3 separate regions of the Homo sapiens genome follow, and regions 1 and 2 are each linked to region 3. Evidence: chromatin contacts called from ENCODE Hi-C data. All regions are on one chromosome and are shown on one strand. The core of a region is the stretch at or near the end of the contact, and the rest is flanking DNA. Distances in the headings are between cores, read along the strand shown. Region 1 holds the start of NSMF (NMDA receptor synaptonuclear signaling and neuronal migration factor). Region 2 overlaps GRIN1 (glutamate ionotropic receptor NMDA type subunit 1). Region 3 holds the start of BRD3OS (BRD3 opposite strand).

Region 1 (3,020 bases), core at 135-2,634, 3.4 Mb before region 3:
GAGTACGAGGAGGAGCTGCTGGACGTCCCCAGGGATGCATACGCAGACTTCCAGAGCACCTCAGCCCAGCAGGGCTCAGACTTGGTGAGGAGCTGGGCATGGTCCCACCTGGTGCCCACAGCTGAGCCTTGGTGCCTGGCCCTGTGCCGGCCACTCCCTCCCTGTGGTCCCACCGGGTTACCAGCGCTGCAGAGCCCCTGCCCTGCCTGGTCCTCACCTGGAACATGCGGTCTGCTTGCAGGAGGACGAGTCCTCACTGCGGCATCGACACCCCAGTCTGGCTTTCCCAAAACTGTCTGAGGGCTCCTCTGACCAGGACGGGTAGAGGCCTCTGCTAAAGAGCCCGGATGCAGCGTCTTCCGTGGGACTGTCCCCAAGGCTGAGGCTCCTGCCAAGTCCTAGGGGCCTCTGTACCTGCCCTGCTGGAAGCCCTGACTTCCCCGGGGCCCCAGGCTGTGTTAGGGTTCTCTGGGCCTCTTCTTTGTACCAGCAGCCCTGCATACAGGGCCCTGTGAGCCCCCCTGCAGTCCTGTGAGGCCCCTGAAGCTCTGTGAGGCCCCTGAAGCTCTGTGAACCCCCTGCAGCCCTGTGAGGCCCCCCGAAGCCCTGTGAGGCCCCCCGAAGCCCTGTGAACCACCTGCTGCCCTGTGAGGCCCCCAAAGCCCTGTGAACTGCCTGCTGTCCTGTGAACTGCCTGCTGCCCTGTGAGGTGTGGGAGCCCTGATGCTGCCGTGTGATGTTTCAATAAAGGTGGATCTCACTGTTGGACGTGTCTCCCGGGCCGAGGTCCCTGTGGCAAAGAAACACTACTGGTTCTCCCTGATGCGGGTGGTCCCTGAGGCTGGGCAGTCCCCAGTCCTCCTCAAAGGACCCCACTGCTGGGGCCTGAGAGCCCTAGGGCGGCAAATGCAGGCCAGGCAGGTAGGGCGTCCAGAGTCTGCATAGAGCTGTGGCCCCCCAGGACCAGGACGGGCCCCTCTGTCTCTCTCTGGCCTCGTGCAAACTGGGTGCCCCCTAAACTGGCTTCCCCTTCGGTTTCCAGTTCCCAAACTGCACAGGGAGCCCTTTTGTGTAAGGGGAGGGAGAACCGGCCTCCCTGTGATCCTGCAGGTCTGAGCAGCAGATCGTGAGGGCCGAGGGCCCAGGACTTTGCGACCAGGGGGCCGCTGGCCTCAGTTTCCCCGCTCTGGAGGCCTGGACGAGAGGGCGCGGAGCCAGGCCGCCCGGCCCCGCCCCCAACTCAACCCGGGCCCGGACGTCACGGTGGGCGGGGCCACATGTCCTCTCCGAGCTCTCCGGGGCCCTGACGTCACGGTAGGTGGGGCCGACCGCCCCTCTGGGCCCGCCCGGGCCCTGACGTCACGATGGGCGGGGCCGGCCCTCGGTTCGGGCAGCGCTCTCCCGGGAGCGGCGGCACGCGCGGAGCGCCGGGTGCGGCCATGCGGGGACCGGGCCCGACCCCGAGCCCGACCCCGAGCCCAAGCCCGAGCCGGAGCCCGAGCGAGACCCCGAGCCCGAGCCCGAGCGCGACCCCCGGTGCGGCGCGGCTACCCCGGCGGAGGCGGCGGGCGCGGGGCGCGCTCTGAGGCCCGGGGGATGCGCCGCCGCCTCGACCATGGGCGCCGCCGCCTCCAGGAGGAGGGCGCTGAGGAGCGAGGCCATGTCCTCGGTGGCGGCCAAAGTGCGGTGAGTGCGGCGGGGCCGCCTTCCCGCACCCCGCCCTGGACCTCCGACCCCGCCCGAGTCCGCCCCTGCCCCGCGGTGCTCCCCGGGCTCCCGGGCCCCGGCCTCTGCCACTGAGGCGCCCTCCCCGCGCCCCGCGCCTCCCTCTTCCTGGTCCCCTGCCCTGCTCTTCCCTCCCCTCCCCTCGCGAGCGCGTGGTGGGCGAGCGCACCCCCCAGGTCGGGAGTGGCCTCGGTTCCCCCGGGGAACAGCAGCCGACCGGCCTCGCGACCCCTCTCCACGGTCCGACGGGCAGGGGCCGGGCCTGCAGGCCTGGCCAGGGCGCACCAGGACCAAGGGTGTGTGGGCTCCCGGAGGGGGACGACCCCGACCCTCCTTCCAGACGCCGAGGGCCTGGCTGGGGACCGGACCCCCGGCTCTTGCGCGGCCCGGTGTTTGGGAGGGTCGTGCCGTGGCCTCTGACCGTGCCCTCTGTCCACCCTCAGAGCAGCCCGAGCGTTTGGAGAGTACCTGTCCCAGAGTCACCCTGAGAACCGCAACGGCGCAGGTAGGGGCACGCGAGGCCGTGCCAGGGCCGCCCAGACCCCCCAGCCCAAGGGATGCTGATCCCTGCCTCCGGGGGTGGAGCGTGAGGGGCATTGGTTGCGCGTGGGCCCGGCGCCCTGCCGGCCTGGCTTCCTTACATCCCCTGCCCTCCCTGCCCGAGCCCCAGGAGCAGTTCCCAGCCGCTCGTCACCATGGCACCCACCCCGCCTGGGCCGTTGGCATGGCAACAGGCCTCCTGGCTCCCCCAGGGCTGGCACCACTGCCTCTGGGGGCCAGCTGGTGGGGGGAGGGGGAAGTTGGCACCAGGCAAACGGTGCGATCGCAGGCTGGGGGATGGCCTGCGTGTTCCTACCCGGCAGGACCGCACACAGGTAGCACAGCGTCACCCAGCCCCCACGCACATGCTAGAGCTTCAGGCCCAGATAGGAGTGAGGGGCTCAGAAACACGCCAGTGACTAGGGTTTGGGCAGCCCTAGTCCCCCACAGAGGCCAGGTGCCCACTGGGTGTTCTCTGCCTTCGGCCTGCTATGAAACCGGCAGCGGGGGGCCCACACGCGGCAGGCAGGCTCACTCAGTGTCTCTCCTAGATCACCTGCTGGCTGATGCCTACTCTGGCCACGACGGGTCCCCCGAGATGCAGCCGGCCCCCCAGAACAAGCGCCGCCTGTCCCTCGTCTCCAACGGCTGCTACGAGGGCAGCCTCTCAGAGGAGCCCAGCATTAGGAAGCCCGCAGGCGAGGGCCCTCAGCCTCGAGTGTACACCATCTCTGGGGAGCCTGCCCTGCTGCCCA
Region 2 (3,131 bases), core at 479-2,978, 3.1 Mb before region 3:
CACGTGGTATGTGGCATGTGTGCACATGTGTATGTGTTGTGTGTGACCTGTACATGATGGTGCATGTGTGGGTAGAGATCTATGAGTGGTGTGACTATGGTGTGTGTACATACATTTGTGCACGTGTGTGTGTGGTGTATGCATGGTGCATGTGTGTACACGTGGTGTGTATATGGCATGTGTGCACGTGTATGTGTTGTGTATGACCTGTACATGATTCTGCATGTGTGAGTAGAGATGTATGAGTGGTGTGATGGTGTGTGTACATGCATTTGCGCACATGTGTGTATGGTGTATGCATGGTACATGTGGTGTGTATATGGCATGTGCATACATGCGTGTGTGTTGTGTATGACCTGTACATGATTCTGCATGTGTGGGTAGAGATGTATGCATGGTGTGACTATAGTGTGTATACATGCATTTGTGCACGTGTGTATGGTATGTGCATACACATGTGGTGTGTGGTGTGTGCTCATGGGCATGGATGTGTGGTATGCACGTGGTTCCTGTGTGCCCTGACCATGTCCCTTCCCCTGGGCTGGCCTTTTTCTTAGGGCCATGTCTGGAAACGTGACCTTGGCCCTGAGGCTGGCAACGCGGGGTCAACCTGTGGGACCGCAGTGCACGGCTCAGGGGCTCACAGGCCGAGAAAAAAAAGTGGAGAAAACGCCCCCTCCCCTCTCTGTGGGGACCTGGGCATGGCGGGGTTCTGTGGATTGGTTTTGTATGTGGTTTTCTCTCCCGTGTCCTGTTGGTCACTCCAGTTAGAATGTAGGGATCAGGCAGGTCTAGCTTGATGTGAACTTGTCTATTGCAAAAGTGGCCAACAGTGGAACAGGTATGTTTTAGGGCAATCGATTCCTTGAGTTGACCCATCTTGGATGAAGAAATTCCACTTCCCAGCCAGCTGTCTGTCCATTTGTTCACCTGCCCATCCATCCTTTTATCCCATCACAGCTACAGAATTTCTCTCAAGCTCTGTGATGAGTAAGGGAAGTGTAAACAATTCAGAAAATAACAGAAGAGGCCACAAGTGGCTGGGCACGGTGGCTCACTCCTGTAATCCCAGCACTTTGGGAGGCCGAGGCGGGCAGATCATGAGGCCAGAAGATTGAGGCCATCCTGGCTGACATGGTGAAACCCCGTCTCTACTAAAAATACAAAAAAGTAGCAGGGCGTGGTGGCAGGGGCCTGTAGTCCCAGCTACTTGGGAGGCTGAGGCAGGAGAATGGCGTGAGCCCGGGAGGTGGAGCTTGCAATGAGCCGAGATCGAGCCACTGCACTCCAGCCTGGGTGACAGAGTGAGACTCCATCTCAAAGAAAAAAAAAAAAAAAAAAAAAGAGGCCACAAGTTCGAGACCAGTCTGGCCAACATGGTGAAACCCCGTCTCTACTAAAAATACAAAAATTAGCCGGGTGTGGTGGCTTGTGCCTGTAGTCCCAGCTACTCGGGAGGCTGAGGCAGGAGAATCGCTTGAACCCAGGAGGCAGAGGTTGCAGTGAGCTGAGATTGTACTACTGCACTCCAGCCTGGGTGACAAAGCAAGACTCCCTCTCAAAACAACGAAAAAGGAAATTAACTTCTGAGAGTCTGGCGGGGCTTTCTCTAAGAGGGGCTTTTTCTGGGCGGGGCTTTTTCTGGTAGGGGCTTTCACTGGGTGGGGCTTTCCCTGGGTGGCACGTTTCTGGGTGGGGCTTTCTCTGAGTGGGAATTTCTCTAAGTGGGAATTTCTCTGGGTGAAGCTTTCCCTGGGCGGGGCTTTCCCTGGGTGGGGCTTTCTTCTGGGTTGGGCTTTCTCTGGGCTGGTCTTTTTTCTGGGTGGAGTTTTCCCTGGGCGGGTCTTTTTCTGGGCTGGGCTTTCCCTGGGTGGGGCTTTTTTTCTGGGCGGGGCTTTCCCTGGGCGGAGCTTTCCCTGGGCGGAGCTTTTATCTGGCCAGAGCTTTTTCCTGGGCGGGTCTTTTTTTCTGGGAGGGGCTTTCCCTGGGCTGGTCTTTTTTCTGGGCAGGGCTTTCACCAGGCGCGACTTTTTTCTGGGCGGGACTTTTTTCTGGGCGGGTCTTTCCCTGGGCGGGGCTTTCCCTGGGCGGGACTTTTTCTGGGCAGGGCTTTCCCCGGGCGCGACTTTTTTCTGGGCGGGGCTTTCCCTGGGCGGGTTTTTTTTCTGGGCGGGGCTTTCCCTGGGCGGGACTTTTTCTGGGCGGGGCTTTCCCTGGGCGGGTCTTTTATCTGGGCAGAGTTTTCCCTGGGCGGGTCTTTTCTCTGGGCTGGGCTTTCCCTGGGCGGGTCTTTTTCTGGGTGGGGCTTTCCCTGGGCGAGGCTTTCGCTGGGCAGGGCTTTTATCTGGGCGGGGCTTTTTTATGGGCGGGGCTTTCCCTGGGCTGAGCTTTTATCTGGCCAGAGCTTTTCCTGGGCGGGTCTTTTCTGGGCGGGGCTTTCCCTGGGCGGTCTTTTTTCTGGGCAGGGCTTTCCTTGGGCTGGTCTTTTTTCTGGGCGGGGCTTTCCCTGGGCGGGCTTTTATCTGGGCAGAGCTTTCCCTGGGCAGGTCTTTTTTTCTGGGCGGGGCTTTCCCTGGGCGGAGCTTTCCTTGGGCTGGTCTTTTTTCTGGGCGGGGCTTTCCCTGGGCGGGCTTTTATCTGGGCGGAGCTTTCCCTGGGTGGGGCTTTCCCTGGGCAGGTCTTTTTTCTGGGCTGGGCTTTCCTTTGGCGGGTCTTTTTCTGGGCGGGGCTTTTATCTGGGCGGAGACTTCTCTTGGCGGATCTTTTTTTCTGGGCGGGGCTTTCCCTGGGCGGGCTTTTATCTGGGTGGAGCTTTCCCTGGGTGGGGCTTTCCCTGGGAGGACCTTTTTTCTGGGCGGGGCTTTCCCTGGGCAGGTCTTTTTCTGGGCGGAGCTTTCCCTTGGCGGGTCTTTTTTTCTGGGCGGGTCTTTCCCTGGGCGGGGCATTCCTTCTTTGGGACCTGTGCATACCCTTGGGACTTTGCCTGGTCACGTCTTTAAAAATCTTTTTTCCTGGAGCCCAGGCCAACCCTCCCTGGGGCTTGCAGTTGGATGAGTGGAGTGGACAAGTGACCTGTGAGCTTAAAGCCGAGTGCAGGGGGCGTAATGGGGGACGATTAGTGCCTTTTTATA
Region 3 (3,429 bases), core at 162-2,661:
GCTCCTGCTCAGGTACGTCCCAGGTGGCACCGACTCCAACTTCTGCTGTTGCTGCTGCCAGATGAGCAAGGAGGTGTCCCTGTACCGGAGGCGGGCGTAGCCTTCAGACAAGGCCTTCTCTGCCAGGGGGACACGGCCACTCATCCCCTCCCCCGTCCCGCTGGACTCCTGGGAACCCTGCTGTTCTGAGACGGCCCACGCGCACTAAATTAACGGACAGCTTTCCCAGCTTTGGGGCTTAAGGATCCCTCGTTTAACTGAATGGTAGAAATTAGGAATTCCGCCCATTTGCAGGCAACGTCCTCAGGAGGGTTGTGTGGTGAGGAAATGAGGCGGCCTCACCATTCTGAAGACACCTGAGACCCATTCAGGGGACCGCACACAGGTCAGAGCGGCGCCCGGCCACAGCTCTTCCGGGTGCAGCTGTGTGGAATTGACAGGGACGAGGCGTCACACCCTGGGGGGTGATTCTGCCACCATGGCCTGGACCACTGAGCTTGAAGAGATGGATCCAGTGCCCTGAGGAAGGGACATGGTGGCCCCAGACGCAAGCTGGAAGGAGCTCCGGTGGCACGCCCCGCACGCATCTGTCCGGGCCAGCTTTCAGGGCAACGGCTGTTCTGACCCACCCTGGGGATCCAGCCCCAGCGTTTGTTCAGGTCTCGTCTCTCCCCAAAGGTGCTGCTGCAAAGGAACGAACGTGCTGTCAGGAGAGGGGAAGTCAAGCGCCCCGGCAGCGGCGGCAGTCTGCAGCGCAGCATCAAGTCTCTGGGGGTCAGCGGCCTAGATCGAGCTACTTACGTCCCGTGGGGCAGCCTGGGAGCTGGGTGGAGAGTGAGACGGGCGCCCAGTGCCAGCTTTTTCAGTCACTGGGAGGTGCTGGGGAGGCTGCTTGTTGGGGCTTCAGGGTCTCCATCTGTGAAACAGGAGCCAGCGGCGCTTGAAAGGGCGCGGGTTCCCGGAGACGCCGCCAGGCGTCAGCCCCGGGACCGGAAGGGGCCCCCAGGGCCGCCTTGCTGCTCCGAGCATCCAGCTCCCGTGAGGCCCCTGGACCCAAACAAAAACGATGTCAGGAGAAAACAAACAGGGAAGCATCGCAACCCACTCCCGAACGCCTTCCCAGCTGCGCAGCGTCAGGGACCTCCCCTCCTGGGATGCCTGCGCTAGGTCAGCCTCAGCTTCCCGGGCCCCCATCGCGCGTCCCCGCCACCTGCGCGCACCCTGGGGTCCCCGTCGCGTGGCCCGCGGCCCCCATCCCCGCGCCCCAGACCCCGCGCGCTCTGGGTCGCCCCATCCTCCAGCCCCCTATCGTCTGCCCGCATCCCCGGGTCCCCCACGTCGCCCGCCCCAGTCACCGCTCGTCGCGGGCCTCGGAGATGCGGGCAGCGGCGCGACGCACTGCGGGGCTCCCAGGGCGGGGCCGGCGGCCGCTGGGCCGTGTCTCCATGGCAGCGCCGCAGGCCTGGCGAGCCGAGCGCAGAGGCTGGGCAGGCGTGTGCGACGAGCCCAAGCCATCGATCGCTCCGCGAGGAGGGGCTGGGCCCGCCCCGAATAGGAACTGGAAGAGGAGGAGGAGGGGCTGGAGGAGGAGGGGCTGGAGGAGGAGGGGCTGGAGGAGGAGGAGGGAGGAGGAGGAGGAGCTGGGAGAGGAGGGGCTGGGAGAGGAGAAAGGGCTGGATGAGGAGGAGGGGCTGGAGGAGGAGGAGGGGCTGGGAGAGGAGGAGCTGAACGAGAAGGAGGAGCAGAAGGAGGAGTGGAGGAGAAGGAGGAGCAGGAGGAGGAGCTGGGGGAGGAGGAGGAGCTGAGAGAGGAGGAGGAGATGGAGGAGGAGGGGCTGGATGGTGAGGGGCTGGGAAAGGAGGAGGGGCTGGGAGCGGAGGTGGGAGGAGGGGCTGGCAGAGGAGAAGGGGCTGAGGAGGTACTGGAAAAGAAAGAGGAGCAGGAGCTGGAGGAAGACGTGGAGGAGGAGCTGGAGGAGGATGAAGAGAAGGAGTGGGACGCCCACAACCCTGTTAGTAAGACACTGCCGGACTGTATGGTCTTATCATCTTGGTTTTCGTATTTCTGCTTGTGTGGTTACTTTTGCCACTGCTGTTACTGCTTTTATTAGTATTCTTACTCTCAGTAATTGATACAATTATTTTTAATTAATTAAATGTCCGGGCTTACTATCTCAAAAATAGGTCTTGAATTTCTCCATCTCATCCAACCAAGCCAGGCCTCTATACTGCTCATTTGGACTCCTCAACAGCCCCATGAAAGCAAGGTCTATTTCCTTTTCTCACTCCACCTCCAATCATACTCCAATAGCACTCTTTTAGTATCTACCCTTTTCCCCTAATTTTATGGTTTTCTCCAATGCCAATTAAGAAAACTAGCATAATGGAACCTGGTGTGGTGGCTCACCTCTGAGTCCCACCTACTTGGGAGGCTGAGGCAGGAGGATCCCTTGAGCCAGGAGTTCGAGGCTGCAGTGAGCCATAATCATGCCACTGCACTTCAGCTGGGACGAAACAGCAAAACCCCATCTCTAAAAAAAAAGAAAATAAGCATAACAGACATCCAAGGAAGATGCTTAGTGTGAGCACTAAGCCCACAGCTGTGGAACGCACATTCTTTTTTTTTTTTTTTTTGAAAGGGAATCTCACTCTGTCACCCAGGGTGGAGTGTGGTGGCACGATCTCAGCTCACTGCAACCTCCGCCCCCCAGGTTCAAGCGATTCTCCTGCCTCAGCCTCCTGAGTAGCTGGGACTACAGGCGCCGGCAACCACGCCCAGCTAATTTTTGTATTTTTAGTAGAGACAGGGTTTCACCATATTGGCCAGGCTGGTCTCGAACTCCTGACCTTGTGATCCGCCTGCCTCGCACTTTCTTCACAAGTACCTACACAGGACGTTTAGCAAAACTGATCACATGCTGGACCATAAATCAGTTTCAACAAATTTGAAAACGTTTAAATCTTACATGATCTCCCAGTCTTCCGACCTGGGAAAAGACAGCAACCGAAGTTATACTGCTTTCAAGAGACACAAGAACAGGCCTGTATTCAAAGACCCATTTAACACTTTTACCTCTATCTGGCTGGGTGCGGTTTTCACGCCTGTAATCCCAGCACTTTGGGAGGCCTAGGCGGTCACATCACTTGAGGTCAGGAGTTCGAGACCAGCCTAGCCAACATGATGAAACCCTGTCTCTACCAAAAATATAAAAAATTAGCCCAGTGTGGTGGCAGGCGCCTGTAATCCCAGCTACTCAGGAGGCTGAGGCAGGAGAATCTCTTGAACCCAGGAGGCGGAGGTTGCAGTGAGCTGAGATTGCACCATTGCACTCCAGCTTGGGTGACAGAGTGAGACCCCATCTCAAAAAAAAAAAAAAAAAATTGCCTCTAAGCTAATATAATTTGTTCTATGCCTTGAACTAAATAATTT

What was found. A loop is a pair of places that touch in the nucleus more often than their neighbours do. Pooled maps may share reads with other maps.
Region 1: a pooled map shows a loop between it and region 3 (18-fold over the local background). The contact joins the promoter of NSMF here to the promoter of BRD3OS in region 3. A Hi-C loop is called at or near these places in 2 of 37 single-sample maps with no recorded cell type and 8 of 50 pooled maps.
Region 2: a loop to region 3 is called in a map with no recorded cell type, with 31 times the contacts of the local background. The contact joins the enhancer-like site here to the promoter of BRD3OS in region 3. A Hi-C loop is called at or near these places in 4 of 37 single-sample maps with no recorded cell type and 4 of 50 pooled maps.

The regions. Positions count from the first base shown.
Region 1 is chr9:137,457,698-137,460,717 of GRCh38, reverse strand. NSMF (NMDA receptor synaptonuclear signaling and neuronal migration factor) reads left to right here and starts at 1,384. Exons shown (of 16, transcript NM_001130969.3): 1 at 1,384-1,686; 2 at 2,169-2,230; 3 at 2,817-3,020. The coding sequence starts at 1,616. PNPLA7 (patatin like domain 7, lysophospholipase) reads left to right here. Exons shown (of 35, transcript NM_001098537.3): 34 at 1-84; 35 at 242-766. The coding sequence ends at 325. RefSeq lists silencers at 1,154-1,503, 1,594-1,863 and an enhancer at 2,503-3,020.
Region 2 is chr9:137,150,113-137,153,243 of GRCh38, reverse strand. All of the region lies in intron 4 of GRIN1 (glutamate ionotropic receptor NMDA type subunit 1), which reads right to left. Among named protein-coding and RNA genes, the nearest start is that of GRIN1, 13 kb to the right of the region's middle. RefSeq lists an enhancer at 1,494-1,813. Within about 2 kb of position 1,728, at least 4 of the 41 ENCODE cell types and tissues checked have a DNase peak (open chromatin) inside an H3K27ac peak, as active enhancers do.
Region 3 is chr9:134,023,463-134,026,891 of GRCh38, reverse strand. It overlaps BRD3OS (BRD3 opposite strand), which reads right to left and starts at 1,411. Exons shown (of 3, transcript NM_001355256.2): 1 at 1,356-1,411; 2 at 802-1,047; 3 at 1-684. The coding sequence starts at 144. RefSeq lists silencers at 1,118-1,537, 1,848-1,977.